Regions from separate parts of the Homo sapiens genome. Here region 1 is linked to region 2. A link is an interaction called in ENCODE POLR2A ChIA-PET data of the cell type or tissue named here. Cell type or tissue: IMR-90. All regions are shown on one strand.

The links. Peaks named below come from ENCODE experiments on the same cell type or tissue, not always from the same donor. Only the 100,000 strongest peaks of a DNase experiment are listed, where the experiment ranks them.
Region 1: POLR2A ChIA-PET joins it to region 2 with 5 read pairs; 4 of 35 experiments call an interaction of 5 or more read pairs at or near these places.

The regions. Positions count from the first base shown.
Region 1 is chr22:45,272,570-45,280,569 of GRCh38, reverse strand. It overlaps the pseudogene RPS10P31. Among named protein-coding and RNA genes, the nearest start is that of UPK3A, 8.4 kb to the left of the region's middle. In IMR-90, no CTCF peak of the experiment used is centred here; a DNase peak (open chromatin) is centred at 529; H3K27ac peaks cover 940 bases.
Region 2 is chr22:45,108,367-45,116,366 of GRCh38, reverse strand. No RefSeq gene overlaps it. Among named protein-coding and RNA genes, the nearest start is that of NUP50-DT, 51 kb to the left of the region's middle. In IMR-90, no CTCF peak of the experiment used is centred here; a DNase peak (open chromatin) is centred at 3,876; H3K27me3 peaks cover 179 bases.

The sequences.
Region 1 (8,000 bases), 160 kb before region 2:
TGCACGCTTCGCCTCCCAGGTTCAAGCCATTCTCCTGCCTCAGCCTCCCAAGTAGCTGGGACTATAGGTGTGCACCACCACATCTGGCTAATTTTTGTATTTTTAGTAGAGACAGGGTTTCACCATGTTGTCCAGGCTGGTCTTGAACTTCTAACCTCAAGATCCACCAGCCTCAGCCTCCCAAAGTGCAAGGATTACAGGTGTGAGCCACCGTGCCTGGCCTCAGCAGGGTTGATCTTAAAGGCCCAGCTCAGAATCACCTGTGAGAGGAAGTAGGCCCAGGAAATTGTTTTCTCCAAAACGCTGCAGTTTCTTTAAAAAAAAAACAAAAACCCCAAAAAGTCCTCTTGTCTCTTGCCTTGCCCAAATATGGGGAGAACATTTGAAGGAAAATGTTAAAACAATAATCTGCAAAGGCCCAAAACATGTTCTGGAAAGAAAAAAATCTTAGATTTATAAACAAATGTCCACTTCAAAGATTGCTGACTTTTGTTTGGCTCATTCTGAAGAGGGGGAAGTACAGGAGAAATGAGTCATGGTGGGAAATTCACTTGGGAGAGACCATTGCTTGTGTCAGTGGAGGGGAAACAGGAGAAAAAGGGGGCCTGACACCTGCCAGTGTCCCTTGCTGCTCCACGTGCACTTTCCTAAGTTTATTTGTTTTTTTCTTTTTTTTTTTTTTTTGAGACAAGATCTCTCTGCGTCACCCAGGCTGGAGTGCACTGGCATGATCCCTGGTCACTGCAGCCTCGACCTCGCTGAGCTCAAGCTATCCTCCCACCCCAGCCTTTCTAGTAGCTGGGATTACAGGCAGGGGCGACCACACCCAGCTAATTTTTGTATTTTTATAGAGGTGGGATTTCACCATGTTTCCCAGACTAGTCTAAAACTCCCAGGCTCAACTGATCCTCCTGCATCGGCCTCCAAAGTGCTAGGATTACAGGCATGAGCCACTGTGCCCAGCCCAAAGTTAAAAAAAAATTTTTTTTAATGTTTCCTTTTTGATCAGGCCACTTCTAGAGCACTCAGATTCAGTCTGACTTGAGGTCATTTATACATCTAGATCCATCAGACCGTCCTTCTGAACCCTGGCCTGGAGGATGTGTTTGTCTGAGGCCAGAGAGGCAGGAAGTTTTGCGATGTGAAAGGTTAAGCAAAGCCCAGCCCTTCACAGACCTCCTTTGAATCTGAAGCATGGGGAATTTATGGGCTGGAAATTCTTGACCCAGAAATGTCTCTCCAAACACTGAAGAGCCCGGGTCCAGTCGGTTTCCATGACTCCTCTCTTCAGAAGTCAGAGAAGTTGCAGGAATCCCACCACAGCAAGTGCTGGCTTTCATTGTGGGGGCTCTGTCCCAGGACTCTGGAAGTCAAGCTTTTCAGTGCTTTCAGATTCAGCTACTTTATTTATTTATTTAGAGATGGAGCCTTGCTCTGTTGCCCAGGCTGAAGTACAGTGGGGCAATCTCAACTCACTGCAACCTCCGTCTTTCGGGTTCAAGCGATTCTTCTGCCTCAGCCCCCCATGTAGCTGGGATTACAGGTGCGTGCCACCACACCCAGCTGATTTTTGTATTTTTTTTAGTAGAGATGGGGTTTCACCATGTTGGCCAGACTGGTCTTGAACTCCTGACCTCAGGTGATCCACCTGCCTCAGCCTCCCAAAGTGCTGGGATTACAGGTGTGAGCCATTGTGCCCGACCAGAGATTCAGTCACTTTAAAACGAGAAACAAAAACCCCAGTGGAGAAACCCAAGTCCCTGCCTGGTGCTCACTCGTCTATCCTCACTCTGTGATGAGGACGCCCACTTTGCTCTAAGGGGCCCCCACCTGTCTCCCAAGCTCCAGACCCACATTTCCAGCTGCCCGTCCTGCAGAACATGCCCTCCTTGGTGACTCCAAGGGGCCGCGCATGACAGGACTCTCTGAAGAGCCGTGTTCAGCCCTGGCTGTGATTCTCATTGTGGTGGTCCTTACCCTTGGTTTCTTTTTCAGGAAGATGGGGATGCTCAAGGGGTCCTCTTGCAGAGGGGTGGGATGAAGTGCAGTCGTGGGTGTGAATGTGCCCTGTGACTGCGGTGGTGGGCAGTGGCAGGGTCCCCCACATTCCCCAGGTGTCACCACAGCCCTGGGCTCTGTTGGACTAGTCCTGTCTCCTCTGGGCCATCTCTTTCCTTTCAGGCCCCTCTCACGTAGAATCCAAACTTACTCAACAGGTGTTTGTTGAGTGCCTACTGCGTGCTGGGCACACGGATCTTCCCAGTGACTCTGGAACCCACCTCTTCCATTCTGATGCTGCCACCGCTGCCTGGCACGGTGCATTAGTGTTCCAGGGTTGATATAATGAGTAAGGCAGACCGGGTGGCTTACACAGAAATTCACGTTCTCACAGTTCCAGAGACTGGAAGTCCAAGATCAAGGTGCTGGCTAATCAAGATCAAGGGTTCTTCCTGAGCCCACTCTTCCTGGCTTGCAGATGGCAGTCTTCTCCCTGTGTCCTCACATGGGCTTTCCTCTGTGTGTGTGTGTCCTAATCTCCGTTTTTTGTTTGTTTATTTGTTTTTTTAAGAGACAAGGTCTCTTTCTGTTGCCCAGGCTGGAGTCCAGTGGCACGATCATAGCTCACTGCAGCCTCCCGCTCCTGGGCTCAAGCGATCCTCCTGTCTCAGCCTCCCAGATAGCTTGGATCACAGGCATGTGCCACCACACGTGGCTTATTTTTTTTTAATTTATTTTTGAGACAGAGTCTCACTCTGTCACCAGGCTGGAGTGCACTGAAACCTCTGCCTCCCGGGTTCAAGCAATTCTCTGCCTCAGCCTCCCGAGTACCTGGGATTACAGGTGCCTGCCACCATGCCCAGCTAATTTTTGTATTTTTTTTTTTTTTAGTAGAGACAGGGTTTCACCACTTGGCCAGGCTGGTCTTGAACTCCTGACCTCATGGTCCACCCGCCCTGACCTCCCAAAGTGCTGTGATTACAGGTGTGAGCCACTGCGCCTGCCGCCACCTGGCTTATTTTTAAATTTTTGTAGAGACAAGAGCTCACTTTGTTGCCCAGGCTGGTCTTGAACTTCTGACCTCAAGCAATCCTCCCACCTCAGCCTCCCAAAGTGCTGGGATTACAGGTGTGAGCTACCACGCCCAGCCCACTAACCTCCTCTTGTTATTTATTTATTTATTTATTTTGTTTGCTTGTTTGAGATGGAGTCTGGCTCAGTCGTCCAGGCTAGAGTGCAATGGTGCGATCTCGGCTTACTCCAAACCTCTGCCTCCTGGGTTCAAGTAATTATCCTGCCTCAGCCTCCTGAGTAGCTGGGATTATAGGTGTGTGCCACCATGCCCGGCTAATTTTTTTTTATTTTTAGTAGAGACGGGGTTTCTCCATGTTGGCCAGGCTGGTCTCAAACTCCTGACCTCAGGTGATCCGCCCGCCTCAGCCTCTCAAACTGCTGGGATTACAGGTGTGAGCCACCGCGCCCAGCCTTAACCTCCTCTTGTTATAAGAATACCAGTCATATTGGATTAGGCCCACCCTAATGACCTCATGTTAGCTTAATTACCCTTTTAAAGACCTGTCTCCAAATACAGGCACTTACTGAGGTACTAAAGCTTAGGACTTTGACAGATGAGTTCTGGGGGGTGTGGTTGAGCCCTCACACATGTAATTGGCCCCCTCCACACTTTCATGCCTGGACTAATAACATAATAACAATTGACCCCACGTGTCAGGGACTGTGCTAGGGGTTTTACACATTTCAACTTATCTGTCACATCTGGTCTGGCAGGCAGGTACTGTTATTACCTCCATTACCTTCAGATGAAGTGAGGCTCAAGGCAGTTGAATAACTGCCCGCTAAAACGCGAGCTCTAACCGCGGCACCCGCACAGTGCCTGACCCTGCCGAGATGGACAGGTAGACAGACCCAGCGTCCTCCAGGTAAGACACAGGGAGTAGGGAGGTGGGTTTTAAACCCAGGCCATGGGACCCTGGTGTCCACACCCTGTCTTCTACGGAGACTGGCCTCCTACTGGGTCTCCCTGTTCATGCATCACTCCTCTGATGCGTCCCCACCCAGAAGCCAGGGTAACATTTCTTTTTTAAAAAAGTTTCTCTGGGTCGGGCGCCGTGACTCACGCCTGTAATCCCAACATTTTGAGAGGGCGAGAAGGGCGGATCACCTGAGGTCAGAACTTCAAGACCAGCTTGACCAACATGGTGAAACCCCATCTCTACTAAAAATACAAAAAAAATTAGACGGGCATGGTGGCAGGCGCCTGTAATCCCAGCTACTTGGGAGGCTGAGGCAGGAGAATCACTTGAACTCGGGAGGTGGGGAGGTTGCAGTGAGCTGGGATCACATTGCTGCCCTCCAGCCTGGGCAACAGAGTGAGACTCTGTCTCAATAAAAAAAATAAAAAATAAATAAAATAAAAAGTTTTTCTGGCTATAAGTTTATTCAATGCAAAATAATCCTCTCCAGTTTTACTGACATGGCTGACCATGTCCACGATCAAATCTGCCTCTAAACTTGGTTGCTGACCCAGCCCCAGCCTCGGCTTTCTGGTCTGCACCAGGAGGCACAGTGCCCCATCTGTTGGTCTCTGTCAGCTTCCCCTCTTGTGAGTCTTGTAGGTCGACTGCCCTCCAGACCTAGCCGAGGCCTGCCAGTCTCTGGAGGGCTGCAGTGTGGGGTGGCAGGCACAGTCTCAGGGGGTAGATGGAGGTCCTCACGGATACTCTGGATACCCTCACGGGTAAGGTGCCAGTAGAAATGTCTCCAGGCAAACTGTTCCTCCCTGTGGCCTTGGGACTTGAGGGACTGCATGGCCTTCATGATGTGAAGGTTGGGCACATTCTTGTCTGCCAGCTCCGGGTGCCTAGGCAGGTGGACACCCTCCTTAGCCACCATGACTCCCTGCTTAAAAAGGAGTTCATAAACGGCAATCTGGTTCTTCCTAGGCATCAACATCAATGCAGCTGCAAGTTCCGGGGCCGCAGCTGGAAAGGAAGGGGCAAGCGTGGTTCTGCGTCTCATCTGGGCCCCAGAGTGACATTTCTAAAGCGCAAGTCTGGTTGTCACTTTCCTCATGTAAAGCCCTTCAAGGTCACCCACTGTCCTCTGAATAAAGCCCACGCTTCCGGCCAGCCGCAGTGGTTCACCCCTGTAATCCCAGCACTTTGGGAGGCCAAGGAGGGCAGATCATGAGGTCAGGTGATCGAGACCATCCTGGCCAACATGGTGAAACCCCCGTCTCTACTAAAAATACAAAAATTAGCCAGGTGTGGAGGCGTGCACCTATAGTCCCAGCTACTCAGGAGGCTGAGGCAGGAGAATTGCTTGAACCTGGAAGGCGGAGGCTGCAGTGAGCCGAGATCGCACCACTGCACTCCAGCCTGGGTGACAGAGCAAGACTCCATCTCAAAAATAAAATAAAATAAAATAAAAAAATAAAGCCCACGCTTCCTACCCCAGTGTGCAAGGCCCTGGTGGCCAGTCAGCTCCCAGCAACCTCTCCACCTCCCCTCCTTCCTGTCTTACCTCATTCCCTGGCACCAGCCCCACTGAACACTGACAGGTCCCTAAGCTCACCCAGCTCTCTCTTGCCCTTTGGTGGCTCCAAGGATGAGGACTTTTGCAGTGCCCTCCAACTCTGACATCAATAGTCGAAGCCCCCCACCCCTGCCTTGAAGCTCTTTTTATACTTGCTGTGCCCACTGCCTGGGGTGCCCATGCTGCACGTTCCATCATGGAAGCCCCCCATTCTCCAAGGCCTGGCCCAAATCCTCCTCCTCCCGTGTCCTGCATAGGGCACATTCTCAGCAGTGTTTGATGAATGAATGAATGAGTAGATTTTCTTTCTTTCTTTCTTTCTTTTTTTTTTTTTGAGACAGAGTTTCACTCTTGTTGCCCAGGCTGGAGTCCAACGGCGCGATCTTGGCTCACCGCAACCTCCACCTCCTGGGTTCAAGCGATTCTCCTGCCTCAGCTTCCCAAGTAGCTGGGATTACAGGTATGCACCACCACACCTGGCTAATTTTGTATTTTTAGAAGAGACGGGGTTTCACCATGTTGGTCAGGCTGGTCTCGAACTCCCAAGCTCAGGTGATCCACCCTCCTCGGCCTCCCAAAGTGCTGGGATTACAGGCACGAGCCACCGTGCCAGGCCAAACAGGTAAATTTTCTAATTAACATGCGTGGAAGACGGAAGGCTCTTTCTAGGTGCTAAGTTCGTCTTGGATCACACCAGATAGGTAAAGGAGGGAGCAGCATGGCGTGGTGCAGGCTGGCACCGGTGCGGGCCGGAGGAAAGTTCTCGTGGTGGATGTATTTTGAAGGTTGGGCCCACAGGACTTTGCTGATGGACTGGAGGTGGGGTGAGAGTGAGGGAGGAGTCAAGGGGGACCCTAGTTCTAGCCTGAGGAGCCAAAAGGATGGAGTTGGGGAGCTCCCAACTGAGATGAGATGGGGAAGAGCAGATTTGGAGGGGAGAAGGGATTAAGACTCCTTTCTACAGCTGAGGGTCTGGAGCCCAGAGAGGGGAAGTGGCTCGGCCAAGGCTAACAGCTGCTCAGTGAGGCAGTCAGATCTCTGTGTTCTTCTCCTCCTGGCAGCGTCTACGTTGGGATCCATGAGGCTGACTTCCTGATGAGGGTCCCATCCCTGGCTTCGGAGGCAGCTTCTCCCACTAAGAAGTGGCGGAAGGTGGCGGGCTGGATTTGCAACCTGATTTTAGCAAACATCCCCCAGGCCCACCGACTGCCCGGTCCATGCTAAGCACAGGGGCCTGAGGACAATGGGACCCATGGGGCCCAGGAGAAGTCCTGTGTCAAGTCCAAAGGGCGGTGAGGTGCGATAGCAGGGGTGGGGTGTCCTCTCAGTCAGCAGCAGTAAACTGGTTTGTCTGTCTCTGGAATGAAGCTCAGATCAAACATTAATTTCTCCTTATCTGGGAGATCTGGAAGCCAGCGGGGATGAGGGCCTTTCCTGTCCCCTGAACAGAGTCTGTTGGCTCAGAATTTCTCTCTCTCCACCATGCGGACCACTGACCCCTCACCCTGAGCCAGTCCTGGGTCGGGGGTTCAGAGCCAGGAGGACTCGTGCAGGCCCCGGGTGGAAGCAGGAGCACCTCACAGCTCCCAAACAGTGCCCCTTCAACCCTGTAGCAACTCGAGGAGACTGTCCATGCCACCCCCGCTTTACAGAGGAGAAAAATGGGGTTACAACGCTGCAGTGATTTTTCCCTGAGTCTCCTGCCAGATCTCTGGATACACTTTTTTTTTTTTTTTTTTTTGAGATGGAGTCTCGCTTTGTTGCCCAGCCTAGAGTGCAGTGGTGCGATCTCGGCTCACTGCAGCTCTGCCTCCCGGGTTCACGCCATTCTCCTGCCTCAGCCTTCCAAGTAGCTGGGACTACAGGTGCCCGCCACCACGCCCGGCTAATTTTTTTGTATTTTTTAGTAGAGACGGGGTTTCACCATGTTTGCCAGGATGGTCTCGATCTCTTGACCTCGTGATCTGCCTGCCTTGGCCTCCTAAAGTGCTGGGATTACAGGCGTGAGCCACGGCACCCAGCCCAGATACATTCTTTTAGAAGAGAAGGGGTCTCACTATGTTGCGCTGGCTGGTGTCGAACTCCTGAGCTCAAGTGACCCTCCCACCTGGGCCTCCTGAAGTGCTGGGATTACAGGCGTGAGCCACTGGACCCAGACAAAAACTGAATGGATGCTGTGATCCCGAGTCCCGTTTCAGGAGTTCTTGTGGATGGAGGGTTGGGGTGGGCACTCCTAGGCCCCAGTGATAGCTGGACACTAGGAGCCTGGACTCTGGGCCTTGGTGTATTTTTACCGTTGCCCACCCCCATCCTGCGTGGTCCATCCCAGGCAGTGCCTGACCAGCGGCAGGGGCCTCTATGTGAGTCAGATCCACCCCCAAGTGGTTTTGGTGAAGAGACCAAGGCTCAGAGGGAAGCTCAGAGTCCAGCCACCAGCACGGCCCCAG
Region 2 (8,000 bases):
GGACTACAGGTGCCCGCCACCACGCCTGGCTTATTTTTTGTATTTTTAGTAGAGACAGGGTTTCACCATGTTAGCTAGGATGGTCTCGATCTCCTGACCTTGTGATCCACCCGCCTCGGCCTCCCAAAGTGCTGGGATTACAGGCGTGAGCCACCACGCCCGGCCAGGAATTCTTTATATACTGTGGATATTAATGACTTATCAGATATATGATTTGCAAACTTTTTTTTTTTTCTGTTCCAGGGCCACCCTTTCACTCTGTGGATTATGTCCTTTGATGAACAGAACTTTTAAATTTTTAAGTTTTATTTTGCTGCCTGTACTTTTGGTGTCATATCCAAGAAATCATTGCCAAATCCGATGTTATGGAGTTTTTCTCCCATATTTTCTTCTAAGAATTTTATAGTTTTAGGTCTTATGTTTAGGTCTTTGATTCATTTTGAGTTTTGTTGTGTGTTTGTTTTTTGAGATAGGGTCTCACTCTGTCGCCCAGGCTGGAGTGTAGTGGTGTGATCTTGGCTTACTGCAACCTCCGCCTCCCAGGTTCAAGTGATTCTCCTGCCTCAGCCTCCTGAGTAGCTGGGACTACAAGCGTGTGTCACCATGCCCGGGTAATTTTTGTATTTTTTGGTAGAGAGAAAATTTCGCCATGTTGGCTAGACTGGTCTTGAACTCTTGACCTCAAGTGATTTGCCCACCTCCTTAATTTTTGTTTATGGTGTAAGGTAGAGCTTGGTTCCATTTCGAGTTAAATTTTTGCAATGGTGTGAGGTAGTAGTTCAGCTTCGTCCTTTTGTATGTGAATATCTGGTTGTCCCAGCACTAATTATTGAAAATACTGCTCTTTCCCCATTAAAGGGTCTTGACACACTTGTCAAAATCAATTGACCATGAATGTGAAGGTTTATTTCTGGACTCTCAGTTTGATTCCATTGATGTACGTGACTATTCTGATGTCAGCACCGCACTATCTTTATTACTGTAGCTTTGTAGTAAATTTTGGAATCAGAAAATGTGGTCTTCCAAGCTTGTTCTTTTTCAAAATTGTTTTGGCTATTCTGGGTCTCTTGCATTTCTGTATGAATTTTAGGTTCAGCTTGTCAATTTCTGGAGAAAAAAAAGCAGCTGGAATTTTCACAGAGGTTGCAGTGAATCTGTAGATGAATTTGGGGAGTACTCCCACGCTAACAATCCATGAACGCGGGTGTCTTTTATTTACTCAGGTTTTGTTTAATTTTGTTCCAACAATATTGTAGTTTTCAGTGTACAAGTATATTTCTCTTATTAAATTGTATTTCTAAGTATTTTATTTTTATCAATGCTATTGTAAATGGAATTTTCTTCTTCATTAATCTTCAGATTTTTCATTGCTAATATTAGAGATACAATTAATTTTTTTTTTTTTGAGACAGAGTTTCTCTGTGTCGCCCAGGCTGCAGTGCAGTGGCATAATCTTGGCTCACTGCAACCACTGCCTCCTGGGTTCAAGCTATTCTCATGCTTCAGCCTCCCGAGTAGTTGGGATTACAGGCATCTGCAACCACATCTGGCTAATTTTGTATTCTTAGTAGAAACCGGGTTTCACTATGTTGGCCAGGCTGGTCTTGAACTCCTGACCTCAAGTGATCTGCCTGCCTTGATCTCCAAAAGTGCTGGGATGACAGACGTGAGCCACTCCACCCAGCTGAGATACAATTAATTTTTGATATTGATCGTGTATCCTATAATTTACCGAACTTCTTTGATTAGTTCTAATAGTTTTTGTGGGTTTCTTAAGATTTTCTATATACAAGGTTATGTCATCCATGAATAGAAATAGTTTTACTCCTTTATTTCTAATCTGGATGCCTTTCATTTCTTTTTATTGCCTAATAGCTCTGGCCACAATCTCCAGTAATGTGTTGAATGAAAGTAACAAGAATGGATATCCTTGTTCTTGATCTTAGGAGAAAAGCATTCAACCTCACATCATCAAGTAGAATGTAACTGTGGGCCGGGCATGGTGGCTCACGCCCGTAATCCAAGCACTTTGGGAGGCTGAGGTGGGTGGATGACCTGAGTTCGGGAGTTCAAGACCAGCCTGACCAACATGGAGAAATCCAGTCTCTACTAAAAATACAAAAAATTAGCCTGGCGTGGTGGTGCATCCCTATAATCCCAGCTACTCTGGAGGTTAAGGTAGGAGAATCGCTTGAACTCGGGAGGCGGGCGGAGGTTGCGGTGAGCCGAGATCATGCCATTGGACTCCAACCTGGGCAACAAGAGCAAAACTTTGTCTAAAAAATAAAAAATAAAAAGAAATGTAACTGTGAGTTTTTCACATATGATCAGGTTGAGGAAGTTTCCTTCTATTCCTCACTTGCTGCATGTTTTTATGAAAGGGTTCTGGATTTTGTCAAATGCCTTTTTTGTATCTCCTGAGATGACCATGTGATTTTTGTTCTTTATTCTATCTATATGGTACATCATATTAATTTTTGGATGTTAAATCAAACTTGCATTCTTGAGATAAGAATCTCATTTGATTTCTGGGATAAATCCCCATTTGGTCATGGCATATAATCCTCTTTATATGTTTCTGGATTTAATTCGCTAATATTTGATTGAGGAGTTTTATGGTACATTCAAAAGAGATATTGGTCTTTAGTTTTCTCTTTCTTTCTTTCTTTCTTTCTTTCTTTCTTTCTTTCTTTCTTTCTTTCTTTCCTTCCTTCTTTCTTTCTTTCTTCTTTTTTTGAGACGGAGTCATCCAGGCTGGAATGTAGTGGTGCGATCTTGGCTCACTGCAATCTCTGCCTCCTGGGTTAAAGCGATTCTCCTGCCTCAGCCTCCTGAGTAGCTGGGACTACAGGAATGTGCCACCACGCCTGGCTAATTTTTGTATTTTTAGTAGAGATGGAGTTTCACCATGTTGGTCAGGCTGGTCTCGAACTCCTGACCTCAGGTGATCCTCTGACCTTGGCCTCCCAAAGTGCTGGGATTACAGGCATTAGCCACTGTGCCCGTCCTAGTTTTCTTTTCTTGTGATGTCTTTGTGTGATTTTGGTAGCAGAGTGACATTGCCTTCATGGAATGAATTGGCAGCCCTGTCCAGACACCATATTTAAGTCTATTAAGTGTAAGCATACAATTCAGTGGCATCAAATAAATTCTCCATGTTGTGTCACTCTCAATACTATCCACTCCCAGAACTTTTTCATTATCTCAGAGAGAAACTCTGTACCCATTAAACAACTCCCCAACCCCCTCTCCTCAGCCCTGACACCTCTATTAGACTTTTTGTCTCTATGAATTTGCCTGTTATTGATACTTTATCTGTGGAATCATACAGTATTTGTTCTTTTGTACCTGGCTTATTTCTCTGCACTCTTTTATGTTTTTCCAGGCCTGAAGGGTTTCATTTGAAAGTTACAATTTCAAATGAGGTGACCTCAACAGGGAGAGACAGGGTGGAGTGAACCACCGGAGAAACAGAGCCGAGGGAGGAGATCGGAGGATCTGAAGGAAAATATGAATTCCCTACGCCTTCAGAGTTGCAGGGAGAGGCCTTCCACAGCAGGGCTCTTCAAAGAGTCCATGAGAGTGCCCCAGAAGAGAATCACCTTTGAACATTTGCCAGAACTGGAGTGTAGCTGTTACTTATTGCCATCATAGGGGTGTGTAACAAACATCCCCAAAACTTATTGGCTCCAAACCATGACAAAGTCTGTGGTAATTGACTTGTCCGCTGGACTTTTTTGGTCTAGACTGGACTGGGCTGGGCTTTTTCATGTGTTTTTTTGTCAGCTGGCAAGTTGTCTGGGACAGGGCTGGTCTAGGCTGGCCTTGGCTGGAGTGACTTGGCCTGGCTCCATGTGGTGTCTCATCCTCCAGCAGGCTAGCCTGGTATTCACGTGGAGATCATGACAGTCAGCACAAGTATGCAAGATCTCTTGAGGCCTGGGCTTGGAACTGGAAGGCCACCATTTCCACAGCATTCTATCAGCTGAAGCAAGTCACAATGCCAGCCCAGATTTAACGGGTAGGAAAATCAACTCTGCCTCTTTAGTGAGAACAATTGCAAGGTCACATGAAAAGGGCACAGATTCAGGAAGGAGTGAAGAATTATAGCCATTTTTTTTTTTTGGTAATTTATGGCCTGGACAGTGTGAAACTAGTTTTTGATGCTTCCAATTTAGGTCCTTTTCTATCTCCTTACCACTTTTTACTGCCTACCTTCCTACTTCAGGGGCCAAAAACTGGCTGGGAAGCTGGGTGATGGGCTTGGATGCAGGAGAGAGAGTAGTACAAGATAAGAGAAATGGAGAGGAGGAGAACTGCCCACTTCCCCTGTAGAAGCAGACTCTTCTAATGTGAGAAGGTCTCACATTAGATCAAATCTGGAGACTTGATTGATATCTTGGGCTTGAGTTTCTGAATCAAGACTGTATTTGGGCCAGGCATGGTGGATTATATCTGTAATCCCAACACTTTGGGAGACAGAGATGGGTGGATCACTTGAAGCCAGGAATTTGAGACCACTCTGGGCAACATGGCAAGACCCTGTCTCTACAAAAAATTTAAAAACTAGCTGAGCATGGTGGCATGCACCTGTAATCCCAGCTTCTAGAGAGGCTGAAGTGGGAGGATTGCTTGAGCCCAGGAGTTCAAGGGTGCAGTGAGCTATGATTGTGCCATTGCACTTCATTCTGAGCAACAGAGTGAAAAAGCGAGACAATGTCTCTAAAAATAATAATTTTTTAAAGAGATTGTGTTTGGTAATTAGAGCAACTGCTTATTACCTGAGAGTACATAGGAAAGTCGAGGGCCTGCCAGAGTTTTCATCCTGGCCAGAGGAGGGCTGCTCCCTCCGAACAGATTTCATATGCAGAGCAGGAGGTAAAAGAGCTGTATTTGGCCAGGTGTGGTGGCTCACGCCTGTAATCCCAGCACTTTGGGATGCCGAGGTGGGCGGATCACGAGGTCAGAAGTTCGAGACCAGGCTGACCAACATGGTGAAACACCATCTCTACTAAAAATACACAAAAAAATTAGCCAGACTTGGTGGTGCATGCCTGTAATACCAGCTACTTGGGAGGCTGAGGCAGGAGAATCCCTTGAACTCAGTAGGTGGAGGTTGCAGTGAGGCAAGATCACGACAATGCACTCCAGCCTGGGTGACAAGAGTGAGACTCCATCTAAAAAAAAAAAAGAGCTGTAGCTTTATTACATCACAACTTGTGCATGTCCAAGGTACCAGCTACACAGGCAAGATGACCACATCTCTGCCTTTGTTTTCAGAAAACAAGGATCACTTAATGTGTTTGGGGCACTGGACCAAATACTGGGACAAGTACAACTCACACAAGTGGTGGAGTGATGAGTACAAGTGATTACAGATATCCTGGAACATAAAATGTAGAGGGGGCACAATGCATGCATCTATGAAACATGAAATAGACAAGCACATGAGATCCTGGGTGCGAGTTGCCGAGTGCAGCCCCTGACATCCCGTAGGTCTTCCAGGTCCTGGCTGCCTGGCGAGGTGGTCTCTTTCACAGCACCATGCACCTCCTGCCCAAGCACAGTTTGTGCCTTTCAGCCTTTGCTTTTGCACATGTCAATCGTAATTTCTGAAGTGTTCTGCCCTCTCATCTAAATATGTCTATGTCCAGGCCAGGCATGGTGGCTCATGCCTGTAATCCCAGCACTTTGGGAGGCCGAGACGGGCAGATCACAAGGTCAGGAGTTTGAGAGCAGCCTGGCCAATATGGTGAAACCCCATCTCTACTAAAAATATAAAAATTAGCCGGGCGTTGTGGTGCGTGCCTGTAGTCCCAGCTACTCGGGAGGCTGAGGCAGAAGAATTGCTTGAACCCGGGAGGTGGAGGTTGCAGTGAGCCGAGATGGCATCACTGTACTCCAGCCTGGGCAACAGAGCAAGACTCCGTCTCAAAAAAAACAAAAACAAAAAAAGTCTATGTCCAAAACGAGATGCCACAACACACATATTAGAACGGGCAAAATCCAGAACACTGACAACACCAAATGCAGGCGAAGACGTGGAGCAGCAGGAACCCTCATTCGTTGCTGGTGAGAATGAAAAATGGCACAGCCACTTTGGAAAATAGTTTGTCAGTTTCTTACAAAGCTAAACACACTCTTACCTTATGTACCAGTAACCACAGTCCTTGGTATTTACCCAAAGGAAAACTTGTAAACTTACGTCTGTACGAAAACCTGCCCGTGGATGTTTATAGAAGTTGTATTTGTAATTGCCGAAACTTGGATTGACCTTGGTCTTGTTGGTCTGCACTGTGGTCCTTCCTCCATCCCATCCCATTTCCTCCCCTTGCCTTTCACATTAATTATGCTGTAGGTTTTCCGTCGGTATTTAGGGGTTAGGTTGGACCTTTTAGATTTCAGGTAGAGACAAAAAGACTGAAGGTTACCAGCCAGTCTGTTGTTTTCCACCTGTCCAACAGTTGGTTGGGTTTGCTGCATAATTGATCCGTTGACTTCTATGGTGATTGGCTGCAGGATGGAACCAGCCAGACCATGAGCAACACAGGCATGCCACTAGGAAGGCCTCAGAGAAATCGCCTGTGTCTGTGAAGATGAGAAGCAGATATTGGCCAGGCGTGGTGGCTCACGCCTGTAATCCCAGCACTTTGGGAGGCCGAGGCAGGCGGATCACCTGAGGTTGGGAGTTCAAGACCAGCCTGACCAACATGGAGAAACCCCTTCTCTACTAAAAATACAGAATTAGCTGGGCGTAGTGGCACACACCTGTCTGTAGTGCCAGCTACTCGAGAGGTTGAGGCAGAAGAATTGCTTGAACCTGGGAGGCGGAGGTTGCGGTGAGCTGAGATTGTGCCATTCCATGCCAGCCTGGGCAACAAGAGTGAAACTCCATCTCAAAAAAAAAAAAAAAAAAAGCAGATACTGATCTGGACCAATGAATTTCCAGAGTGGCACAGCATGAGGGAGTCTCTATCTTCCTTCCTCAGGGACCTGCGGAGCTTCTGGCTCTTGGATCAGCTGTAGGACTTTCACCAATATTTCTGCATGGGAATGTCCATGTGGTCTTGACACTAATGGGATACCATCAAGTATCCCAGGAAGCACCCACACCCACCCACGGGTAAGGAATGCCCAGAAACTGAAGTCAGTACATTGGGACTGGGGTATGGCTTAAACCCTTTGTACTATGAAGCAGAATACATTGAATAATAGGAGATTAGAGCTGGAGGAAGTCGTAGAAATAAAGTATTAGAATAATCTCATGTTGTAGATGATGCCTTTAGCCTGGATGGATTAAGTAACTTGTTAAAATCCATAGTGCCGGTTAATGGAGAATTCTAACAAGAACTAAGAATGATACGTGTTTGTGCATATGTGATCAAGCTAGAAAAAATATATGATGAGACCTTTTTTTTTTTTGAGACAGAATCTTGCTCTGTTGCCCAGGCTGGAGTGCAGTGGTGTGTTCATGGCTCACTGCATTCTTGACCTCCTGGGCCCAAGCGCTCCTCCCACCTCAGCCTCTGGAGTAGCTGGGACTACAGGTGCCCACCACACCCAGCTAATTAAAAAAAATTTTTAGAGATAGGGTCTTTCTATAGTGCCCAGACTGGTCTTGAACTCCTGGCCTCAAGTGATCCTCCCACCTCCGCCTCCCAAAGTGCTGGGATTACAGGCATGAGCCATCACACCCAGGCTGCTGAGATGATTTTTGAATAGTATCCCAGCTTTTAAAAATGTATATTTTTAAGAATTTGATAAAATGATAAAATTTCACCAACAGTCACTCAACAACTAGCAACTATTTGTTAATGGTCTACTCTGTGCCTGCTACTGCTTTGGGTGCCAGAGGTACAACAGGAATGGAGATGAGGTTTCTGGCCTCCTGAAGTTTCCATTCTCATCACAGGAGAACCACAGTCATCAATCATAACAAGCTCATGTCAGACGATGATAAGCATCACAAAGGTAATAAAATATGATCAGCTCTCGGTTCT